Linked DNA regions of Homo sapiens: region 1 is linked to region 2. A link is an interaction called in ENCODE POLR2A ChIA-PET data of the cell type or tissue named here. Cell type or tissue: OCI-LY7. All regions are shown on one strand.

The links. Peaks named below come from ENCODE experiments on the same cell type or tissue, not always from the same donor. Only the 100,000 strongest peaks of a DNase experiment are listed, where the experiment ranks them.
Region 1: POLR2A ChIA-PET joins it to region 2 with 5 read pairs; 1 of 35 experiments calls an interaction of 5 or more read pairs at or near these places.

The regions. Positions count from the first base shown.
Region 1 is chr1:11,946,889-11,951,888 of GRCh38, forward strand. PLOD1 (procollagen-lysine,2-oxoglutarate 5-dioxygenase 1) reads left to right here. Exons shown (of 19, transcript NM_000302.4): 2 at 1,088-1,179; 3 at 2,885-3,018; 4 at 3,469-3,632. Among named protein-coding and RNA genes, the nearest start is that of PLOD1, 15 kb to the left of the region's middle. In OCI-LY7, no CTCF peak of the experiment used is centred here; a DNase peak (open chromatin) is centred at 2,383.
Region 2 is chr1:11,070,654-11,075,653 of GRCh38, forward strand. EXOSC10 (exosome component 10) reads right to left here. Exons shown (of 25, transcript NM_001001998.3): 18 at 3,578-3,673; 19 at 3,281-3,355; 20 at 1,434-1,518; 21 at 247-320. Among named protein-coding and RNA genes, the nearest start is that of SRM, 13 kb to the left of the region's middle. RefSeq lists an enhancer at 2,314-2,363. In OCI-LY7, CTCF peaks have their summits at 2,145 and 2,344; a DNase peak (open chromatin) is centred at 2,128; H3K4me3 peaks cover 756 bases; H3K27ac peaks cover 1,593 bases.

The DNA of each region.
Region 1 (5,000 bases), 880 kb after region 2:
GCCTCAGGAAGCTTTGACTCATGGCAGGCATGTCACATGGTGAGAGCTGGAGCAAGAGAGAGGAGGAAGTGCAAGGCTCTTTTAAACAACCAGCTCTCTGCTGGGCACGGTGGCTCATGCCTGTAATCCTGGCACTTTGGGAGGCCAAGGCGTGTGGATCATTTGCGGTCAGGAGTTTGAGACCAGCCTGGCCAACATGATGAAACCCCGCCTCTATTAAAAATACAAAAATTAGCTGGGCATGGTGGCGAGTGCCTGTAGTCCCAGCTACTCAGGAGGCGGAGGTTGCAGTGAGTTGAGATTGTGCCACTGCACTCCAGCTTCGGTGACAGAGTGAGATGCTGTCTCAAAAAAAAAAAAACAAAAACAAACAAACAAACAAAAAAAACAACCCAGCTCTCTTGGTCGGGCATGATGACTCATGCTTGTAATCCCAGCACTTTCGGAGGCTGAAGCAGATCACCAGAGGTCAGCTGTTCAAGACCAGCCTGGCCAACGTGGCAAAGCCCCGTGTCTACTAAAAACATAAAAATTAGCCAGGTGTGGTGGCACCCGCCTGTAGTCCCAGCTACTTGGGAGGCTGAGGCAGGAGAATAGCTTGAACCCAGGAGGTGGAGGTTGCAGTGAGCTGAGATCATGCCACTGCACTCCAGCCTGGGTGACAGAGTGAGACTCTGTCTCAAAAAAATAAAAACCAACCAGCTCTCACATGAACTCAGAGCAAGAACTCACTCATTACCAAGGAGATGGCACCAAGCCATTCATGAGGGATCTACCTCTGTGACCCAAACACCTCCCACTGGGCCCCACCTCCAACAGTGGGGATCACATTTCAATGTGCAATTTGGAGGGGACAAATATCCAACTATATCGGTCAGTTACTGGGTGGAGGGAGCCCTGGAGGAGACTCAGGAGACCTGGGTTATTTCCTGCTCTATCATCCTTTCTTCCCTGGGCCCTGTTCTGTAATGGGTTGACATGAAGACACTTCCTGCCAGAATTTGACAGGTCACTGGGAACAAAGACCTCCTCCCTGTCACCTCCCTCATCCTCCATTCCCATTCACCATACCCTCCTCTGTCTGCAGACAACCTTTTAGTCCTCACGGTGGCCACTAAGGAGACCGAGGGATTCCGTCGCTTCAAGCGCTCAGCTCAGTTCTTCAACTACAAGATCCAGGTAAGGGGTTTCCTGGGTGAGGCAGAGACAGTGAGGGGTGGCAGGAGGATCTAGGAGCTAGTGTCCTTTCCAAACTACCACGTCTCTTAAGATAGACTTGGGGCCACAGGGGAGGCTTCTGGAAGCCTGAAGGATGAAAATGAGTTAGTCGGGAATGGGAAGACACAGCAGAGGACACAGCATGAGTCTAGGGGGTGATGGAGAGGGAAAGAGTTGGCTAAAGAAATGCTCAGATGTTAGTGTGCAGGAGCCTCAGCTGAGAGGCTAGTTTAGAGGACAGGGCCTCGGGATCAGCATTTCCACAAGTACCACCCCGTAATTTGGGGATGGGCACGGTCTAGACATCTTCCCGGTATTATAAACACTGCTCTAAAGAAACATGAGTGGTCCCGCACAGGGGCTCACGCCTGTATTCCCAGCACTTTGGGAGTCTGATGATCCACTGAGGTCAGGAGTTCGAGACCAGCCTGGCCAACATGGCGAAACCCCATCTCTACTAAAAATATAAAAAAATTAGCTGGGCATGATGGCACGCACCTGTAATCCCAGCTGCTTAGGAGGCTGAGGCGGGAGAATCACTTGAACCTGGGAGGCGGAGGTTGCAGTGAGCCGAGGTGGCGTCACTGCACTCCAGCCTGGGCAATAGAGTGAAACTCTGTCTCAAAAAAAAAAAAGAAAATAAAAGAAAAAAGAAACATGAGCTAATGCCCGATCGACCACTGGCATGGGCTTGGTGTCATCTGTGTGCAGTCCATGGGGCTGAGCCCTGCAGGGAGACGAGTATCCTGAGTGCTTCCTTATGTCAGGCACAAGGTTGGGCACTGGCAATAGGGTGATGGACAATACAGAACATGTCATTGCTTACACAGAGCTTGCAATCTAGTGGCATTAAGTCAGCAAGCAAGTGTATCAGCTCACATGAATGAGGGTTGCAGCAGAGGGTTGCTTCAGGCATGGCTGGATCCAGGGATTCAAGCAGCAAAGTGAGGGCCTTGTGTTTCCATCTCTAGGCCCTGTTTGTTTTAATCGTGGTGGCAAGATGACCACCAGCCACAGATTCATGTGCCCCAGTTTCTCAACTTCAGCAGAAGGAGACAGGCTTTCCTTTTTAGGAAAGGCCTGCAGACTGTTCTGTTTTTCACAGAACAGTCCCAGGGAAGGCGCTGATAGGCCATGCTGGGGTCACATGCTCAAATCTCCGGATGTGGGAGGGGCAGGAAGGGTGGGACATTCTGATTGGACAGGCATGGTCACATGACCACCAGGAACCGGCTAATCCTCATACAGGTGGAGAATGGTTTCCTTACAGGGGAGGGTCAGAGTTGCTGGACCCACAGGAGCAAAAAAATTATTTCTTTTTCTCTTTTTTTGAGACGGAGTGTTGCTCTGTCTCCCAGGCTGAAGTGCAATGGAGCGATTTCGGCTCACTGGAACCCCCACCTCCCGGGTTCAAGCAATTCTCCTACTTTAGCCTCCCGAGTAGCTGGAATTAGAGGCATGTGCCACCACACGCCGCTAATTTTTGTGTTTTTAGTAGAGACAGGGTTTCGCCATGTTGGCCAGTCTGGTCTTGAATTCCTGACCTCAGGTGGTCCACACGTCTCGGCCTCCCAAAGTGCTGGGATTACCAGCATGAGCCACCACGGCCAGCCCTGGAAAAATATTTCTTTACCAAAAGCCCGTGTTAAGGGGTGTTTCTCTCCAGGCGCTTGGCCTAGGGGAGGACTGGAATGTGGAGAAGGGGACGTCGGCAGGTGGAGGGCAGAAGGTCCGGCTGCTGAAGAAAGCTCTGGAGAAGCACGCAGACAAGGAGGATCTGGTCATTCTCTTCGCAGACAGGTAGGTGGGTCAGGGCTTCCTAGCCTGGGCCCCTCCGCGGAAGATAGAAGAATATTCTAAAATGAGGCCCTCCCAGAACATCGGGGAAGAAGGGGGACCACTCTAGCTAAGGTTGCCTAGTTTTAGGGTGTCCATTCCCGGTCTTAGTAAAGCCCATTCCCAGGCTTGGTGAAAAGATAAAGAGGAGGTGACCCATGAGTGTGATGGGCCCCCTTTAAGTAAGAGAAGAATGACATGTTGTGGGGACCATCTCTTTGCCCAGGGTGCGGGTGGGAACATGGCAGGCAGGGCTGCAGACAGAGACAGGTCCATTTCCCAGATGGTGGCCCAGGCTGGCGTGGGCAGAGGGCCATTTGTGGAGCACTTGATCCCTGGTCCCTCCTGTCTGTGCCCTCACTGGGCCCCTGCTCACCCTTGCCCTGCTCCGTCTTCTCGCTGCTCTGGCCACAGCTATGACGTGCTGTTTGCATCGGGGCCCCGGGAGCTCCTGAAGAAGTTCCGGCAGGCCAGGAGCCAGGTGGTCTTCTCTGCTGAGGAGCTCATCTACCCAGACCGCAGGCTGGAGACCAAGTATCCGGTGGTGTCCGATGGCAAGAGGTTCCTGGGCTCTGGAGGTGAGAGGCCTGGGTGCAGGGCGCTTGGCCCAGCAGAGGGGTCCATCTACTGCCTTTGTGGGGACCCCCCTTGTTTGACGTGCAATCTGGGTGTCTCACAGGTCTCCAGTGCAGAATGTCCTGAATAGAGCTCCTGACTTTTCAACCCCAAATGTGCTCCCCTGCAGTTCTGATCTCATTCAACAGACACGCAGCCCCATAGACAGAACCCAGGAGTCACTCCTGACTCCTCCCTTGCCCTCCTCCACCTACGTCCAATGCCAGTCACCTGTCTACTACTTTTTAAATTTTGAGACGGCATCTCAGTCTGTTGCCCAGGCTGGAGTGCAGTGGTGGGATCTCAGCTCACTGCAGCCTCCGCCTCTTGGGCTCAAGCAATCCTCCTGCCTCAGCCATCCAAGTCACTGGGATTACAGGCATGCACCACTATGCCCGGCTAATTTTTGTATATTTAGTAGAGATGGGGTATCGCCATGTTGGCCAGGTGGGTCTCGAACTCCTGGCCTTAAGTGATCCACCTGCCTCGGCCTCCCAAAGTGCTGGGATTATAGGCATGAGTCACCACACCTGGCCACCTGCCTCCTACTTCCTAAAGATCTCTGGAATCTGCTCTCTCTGGCCCACAGTTCACTGCCACCATTCTCACTGGGCTCCTGGCCGTTGGTAGGAGCCTCCTTACTGCTCTGCCATTCCCTACCCTCATGCCCTTCCAGGCCATTCTCCATCCAGCAGCCAGAGGTGTCTTTAAACGATGCAAATCCAAGGCCAGGCGCGGTGGCTCACGCCTGTAATGTCAGCACTTTGGGAAGCCGAGGTGGGAGGATCACTTGAGGCCAGGAGTTCAAGACCAGCCTGGCCAACATGGCGAAACCCCATCTCTACTAAAAATATAAAAGGTAGCCGGGCGTGGTGGTACACGCCTGTAATCCCAGCTACTTGGGAAGCTGAGGCAGGAGAATCTCTTGAACCCAGGAGGTAGAGGTTGCAGTGAGCTGAGATGGTGCCACTGCACTCAAAAAAATAAATAATTTTTTTAAATAAAAAATAATACTATATTTTTTTATAATGTAAAATATATTATATATATTATATATAATAATTTATATAATATATATAATATATATATTGGTGGCTCATGCCTGTAATCTCAGCACTTTGGGAGGCCGAGGTGGGCGGATCACGAGGTCAGGAGATCGAGACCATCCTGGCTAACACGATGAAACCCCGTCTCCACTAAAAATACAAAAAATTAGCCAGGTGTGGTGGCAGGCGCCTGTAGTCCCAGCTACTCGGGAGGCTGAGGCAGGAGAATGGCATGAACCCGGGAGGCGGAGCTTGCAGTGAGCCGAGATCGTGCCACTGCACTCC
Region 2 (5,000 bases):
TACAGTTGAGTGGTCTGGCATATTTACCATAAACACAGTGGAAGAAGGTTAAGAGGAATTACAATATCAATCTTGTGGAGGTTTCGGAAATGAGGTAGACACTAATAGCCAAGCTAAGGTGAACCGGAAAGAAGTCAGGACTTAATATAAAGCACAGGGCAAGCCCCCTAAGATATCCAAGGAAGATCCTGACCACAAGCAGGGGCATCGTTTTTCAAAGGAAAAAGGAGAAAAGCTGGCACATACCACGACCTGCTGTCGGACGGAGATGGCCTGTTCTGCTGCAGCTTTGCACGCCTCCTTTGCCTGTTCCCGGGCAGCTGCAAGGGAGAGAACTTGTCTCTGGAGTTGGTGAATCCAGCAACCACCCTCCCCTCCATCTCCATCCCCCTCCGACTTGGCCTAGCCACAGGGGTTGTCACGGCTGATTCCTCCTCCCTCTCAGGTCCCCGGTCCCCCATCTCTGCAGGACAGGCTGCCTCAGAGCTCAGGCTCAGGTGCTCTGCCCACCTTCAGCTACACGTGAGCTGATCCTCCCCAGCCCTGCCTGCTCCTCTTCTGTGAACCTAAATGCTCAGTGGCCTGTGGACCTGAGGGCGTTTAACAGGATCGTCACCATCACCATCGTGGACAAACCTGCTCAAACCAGCTACTTTGGCTGCCAGCAACTCCAGCTTTCCAGCTGCTCAGGACAAAACCTTCATCCAAGGTTCCCTTCCCTTTTCTCACATGCCACATCCACCTCATCATCAAATGCTGTCAGCTTTGCTATGGGACAGATCAAGGCTCTGACAGCTTCTCACCACCTCCTCTGCTCCCACGCTGGTCTCAAAGCCACCATCCCCTCTCGCCTGAGCCACTGCCATGTCTCCTATCCCTTCCTGGACTCCCATCCTGTCCTCTATAGTCTACTGTTGACACAGCAGCCAGAGTGCCACATGTCAGTCACTTCCCCCCGTCTGCTCAGCACCCTCCTGGCTTCTGAACTCAGAGTAAAAGGCAGCGTCATCCCGTGGGCCTCTGCTGGCTCCTTCCCCATCTCCTGCTCTTCTCTACCCGCTCTGCTCATGCAGGCCCACTTGCTGCTGCTCAGCATGCCCAGTGAACTAGCCCCAGGGCCTCTGGGCTCGCTGTGCTGTGGCTCCAGAACTCTTCTCTAGGTCACTGCAGGTCTCGTCAATGTCGCATTCATTAGACTGCCTTCTCCAACCACCAACGAGACAGCTACAGCACCTCCAGCACTCCCCACCAATCTCTCTGCACAGCACCTGCTGCCATCTGCCAGGATAGATACTGATTGCCCACCATCCCTCAGCAGAAGGGAAGCCCCACAGGGGCTTCATTCATCGCCGTATCTGGCACTTGGCTGAAACAGCGGGTGTGCAACAGCCATTCTTTAACAGCCGACTGAGTTGCAAGGAAGTGAGTGTTACCTGTTTGCTCAGCTGCCTTCTTCTTGACAGCTTCTTTAGAGTCTTTTTGTACTTGTACCTGGGCCAGCTTCCAGCGGTTGCTGATCTATAATGAAAGCAAATATAACAAAAAAAACCCTCCAAAGTCAGCCACCTAAGTCTGTCTTACTTTTCATGAGGTGACGAAGGGCAGGTTAACCTAAGAAGTACACACATTCTAAGTCATAAATTTTCAAATCTAAGGGCATGAAAAATAAATTTCATGCTGGCTTTATTGCTAAAATCCCTATTAAGGACAAAGTGCTACTGTCCTCCAGGCACTGGGCCATCCATCATCTCATTCAATCCCTCTGTAACCCTGGGAAAAAGGTACTGTCATCACCCTCTCTTTAGAGATGAGCAAACAGACTCCGGGAGAGTAAATAACTTGTCCAAGGGACATGGTCAGTAAATGACAGAAGCAGACTCAAGGCTGGGCTTCCGCAAGTCTGCTGTGTTTCTTTATGACACCCCACGGACCTATGGCGTTACAACACATGGAGGTGACACTGGGCATAACACACAGGACGTGCAGTTGTTCAGTGTGACATAACCCGTGGGGGGAAAAGAGGAGAGAAGGCAGAAGCCCCACCTGATTCCCCATTTCCAAAAATAGCAAGCTAACTCAGGGACAGGAACGGGGCTGGGGGACCTCTCGGTTTTGCCTAACAAAAGAGCTCTGCTGCCACACAGAGGAAGCCAGTCGCCCATGTCATCAGAGCAGACGCTTCCTAAAGGGAGGAAGGAGGCTGCGAACAACAGTTCACGTTCTGGCTCTGGGGAACATCTCAAGAGGGTCTAGGGGAGGTGTGCTCTCATTCTTACTCATAATGCTGGTAAAAACAAGCCAGATAAGTAAGATAGAGTGTTTTAAAATTAAAGCTGTCACCTTTAAGAGCCTTAAAGTAACAGACATCTATAAAAATGCATCAAGCTGTATATTTAATATTTGTGTACTTTACTACATATAGATTAAACCTCAATTTAAAAACCGCAAATGAAGATTTGTTTCTTACAAAGTTTCCAAGTGCTTTTCTTTTTCTTTTTTGGCTAGAGTTCGCTCTGTCGCGCAGGTTGGAGCGCAGTGGCGCAACCTCGGCTCACTGCAAGCTCCGCCCCCCAGGTTCAAGCGATTCTCCTGCCTCAGCCCCCCGAGTAGCTGGGACTACAGGCGCCTGCCACGACGCCTGGCTAATTTTTTGTATTTTTAGTAGAGACGGGGTTTCACCATGTTAGCCAGGATGGTTTCGATCTCCTGACCTCATGATCCGCCCGCCTCGGCCTCTCAAAGTGCTGGGATTACAGGCGTGAGCCACCATGCCCAGCCCAAGTGCTTTTAAGAATCTCACTGAAGTTCTGGACCCTTTCCCTAGAAACAATGCTAGAAAATAAAGGGCTTTTGCATTCATTTTCACGGGATTCACAGATGAGATAGGCTTGTCTAAAACAGAAACCTGGTATGAATAATTAAGAAATCCCCTTTTCTTAGAAAGTCTCTTTTAGGGCCAGGCGCAGTAGCTCACGTCTGTAGTCCCAGCACTTTGGGAGGCCAAGGCGGGTGGATCACCTGAGGTCAGGAGTTCGAGACCAGCCTGGTCAACATGGTGAAACCCCATCTCTACAAAAATTAGCCGGGCATGACAGCAGGTGCCTGTAATCCCAGCTACTTGGGAGGCTGAGGCAGAACTGCTTGAACCTGGGAGGTGGAGGTTGCAGTGAGTCAAGATTGTGCCTCTGCACTCCAGCCTGGGTGACAAAGCGAGACTCCATCTCAAAAAAAAAAAAAAAAAAAAAAAGTCTCTTTTAGAACAGGTGACAAGTCCACTTACTTCATAGATTTTGGTTGATGGATCGAACTTCGCTGCCTGAGAGACGGGAGCACGGTGTCCCAGTGAGGGCAGAAACTGGAGGAAGGAAATGGCTGTGTGAAACGCTGCCGGGAACGGAATCTAGAGCCACGGGGCAGAAGCGCTCAGATGGGGGGTTGCTGGTGCCTTGTCAGCGTCTTTGCCAGGACACCAGGGCAGCCGACACACTGGCTTCAGAGGCTTCCTTCCCAGGTAAAAGCATGTACAGCTGTAGGCATCTCTGCATATCCTGTCAGCCCTGACAAAACTACTACTCACCATCCTAAATGGATTTTCAAAGGACTCCATGATGTTCTGGGCTTTTTTCTGTGCAACTGTCAATGGACCCTTTTTACTGTCTTCAGCACTAGGTTCCTGCAGGGACAGACAAAAAACGATCACTAATGACCATGATCATCTGTGACATCAAGATGCAAGCAAGAGAGCAACAGTTAACAGTGATTTTTTTTTTTTTTCTGGAGACAGAGTCTCGCTCTTTTGCCCAGGCTGGAGTACAGTGGTGTGATCTCTGCTCACTGCAACCTCCACCTCCTGTGTTCAAGCGATTCTCCTGCCTCAGCCTCCTGAGTAGCTGGGATTACAGGCACGTGCCACCATGCCCAGCTAATTTTTGTATTTTTAGCAGAGACCAGGTTTCACCATATTGGCCAGGCTGGTCTTGAACTCCTGACCTCAAGTGGTCCACCCGCCTTGGCTTCCCAAAGTGCTGGGATTACAGGTGTGAGCCACCGCACGCACCCGGCCAGTAACAGTGATATTAATACCAATGGCTAAGGCTAATTTTTCATACACTCTCTTATGTATAAGGTGTTGTGTCTGCAACAGCACACAGTAGCATTTCAATATCAATGTGCTGGATCAGTGAATTCTCAGCATGTCCTCATAGCCTATGAGGTGGTATTACTCTCACCATCTTACAGAGGAGGAAACTGAGGCCTACAGAGGTTGTGACAGTCTTTCAGAGGCTTGCAGTGAATACAAGCAGACCAAGGATCTAAACCCACCATGGTCTGGCTCTAGAACATGAGGTCTTAATTGATGCCTGAAATTTATTTTATGTATGTATGTATTATTTTTTTGAGTGGAGTCTTGCTCTGTTGCCCAGGTTGGAGTGCAGTGGTGCCATCTCTGCTCACTGCAACCTCCGCCTCCTGGATTCAAGTGATTCTCCTGCCTCAGCCTCACGAGTAGCTGGGATTACAAGCGTGCGCCACAATGCCCGGCTAATTAAAGACAGGGTTTCACCATGTTGGCCAGGCTGGTCTCAAACTCCTGACCTCAGGTGATATGCCCGCCTTGCCCTCCAAAAGTGCTGGGATTACAGGTGTGAGCCACCACGCCAGGCCTGAAATTTAGTATTACATATCTTTATAGGGAATCATTGAAATTATGCAACAAAATGCTGCTTCCAACTGGGTTCATAAATATGTGCTATCCTTTTGCTTCATCTGTAATTATGCGCCCTTGCAACACAAGAGTGCAGGGAGACCACAGCCTCCTTTACACCAAACAGCACTTCCGTATCAAAGCAGCCCAGAGCTCATGCTAACACGCTTAGCTGCTAAATCATCTTCATGACTCAAATTAGCTCTGAGGTCAGCTAAAGCGCCTAGTATTTTCTCATTAATTGCTAAAGCAAGGCCCAATCTAGATTTATGTAATTAAGTTAAAAACCAAAGTG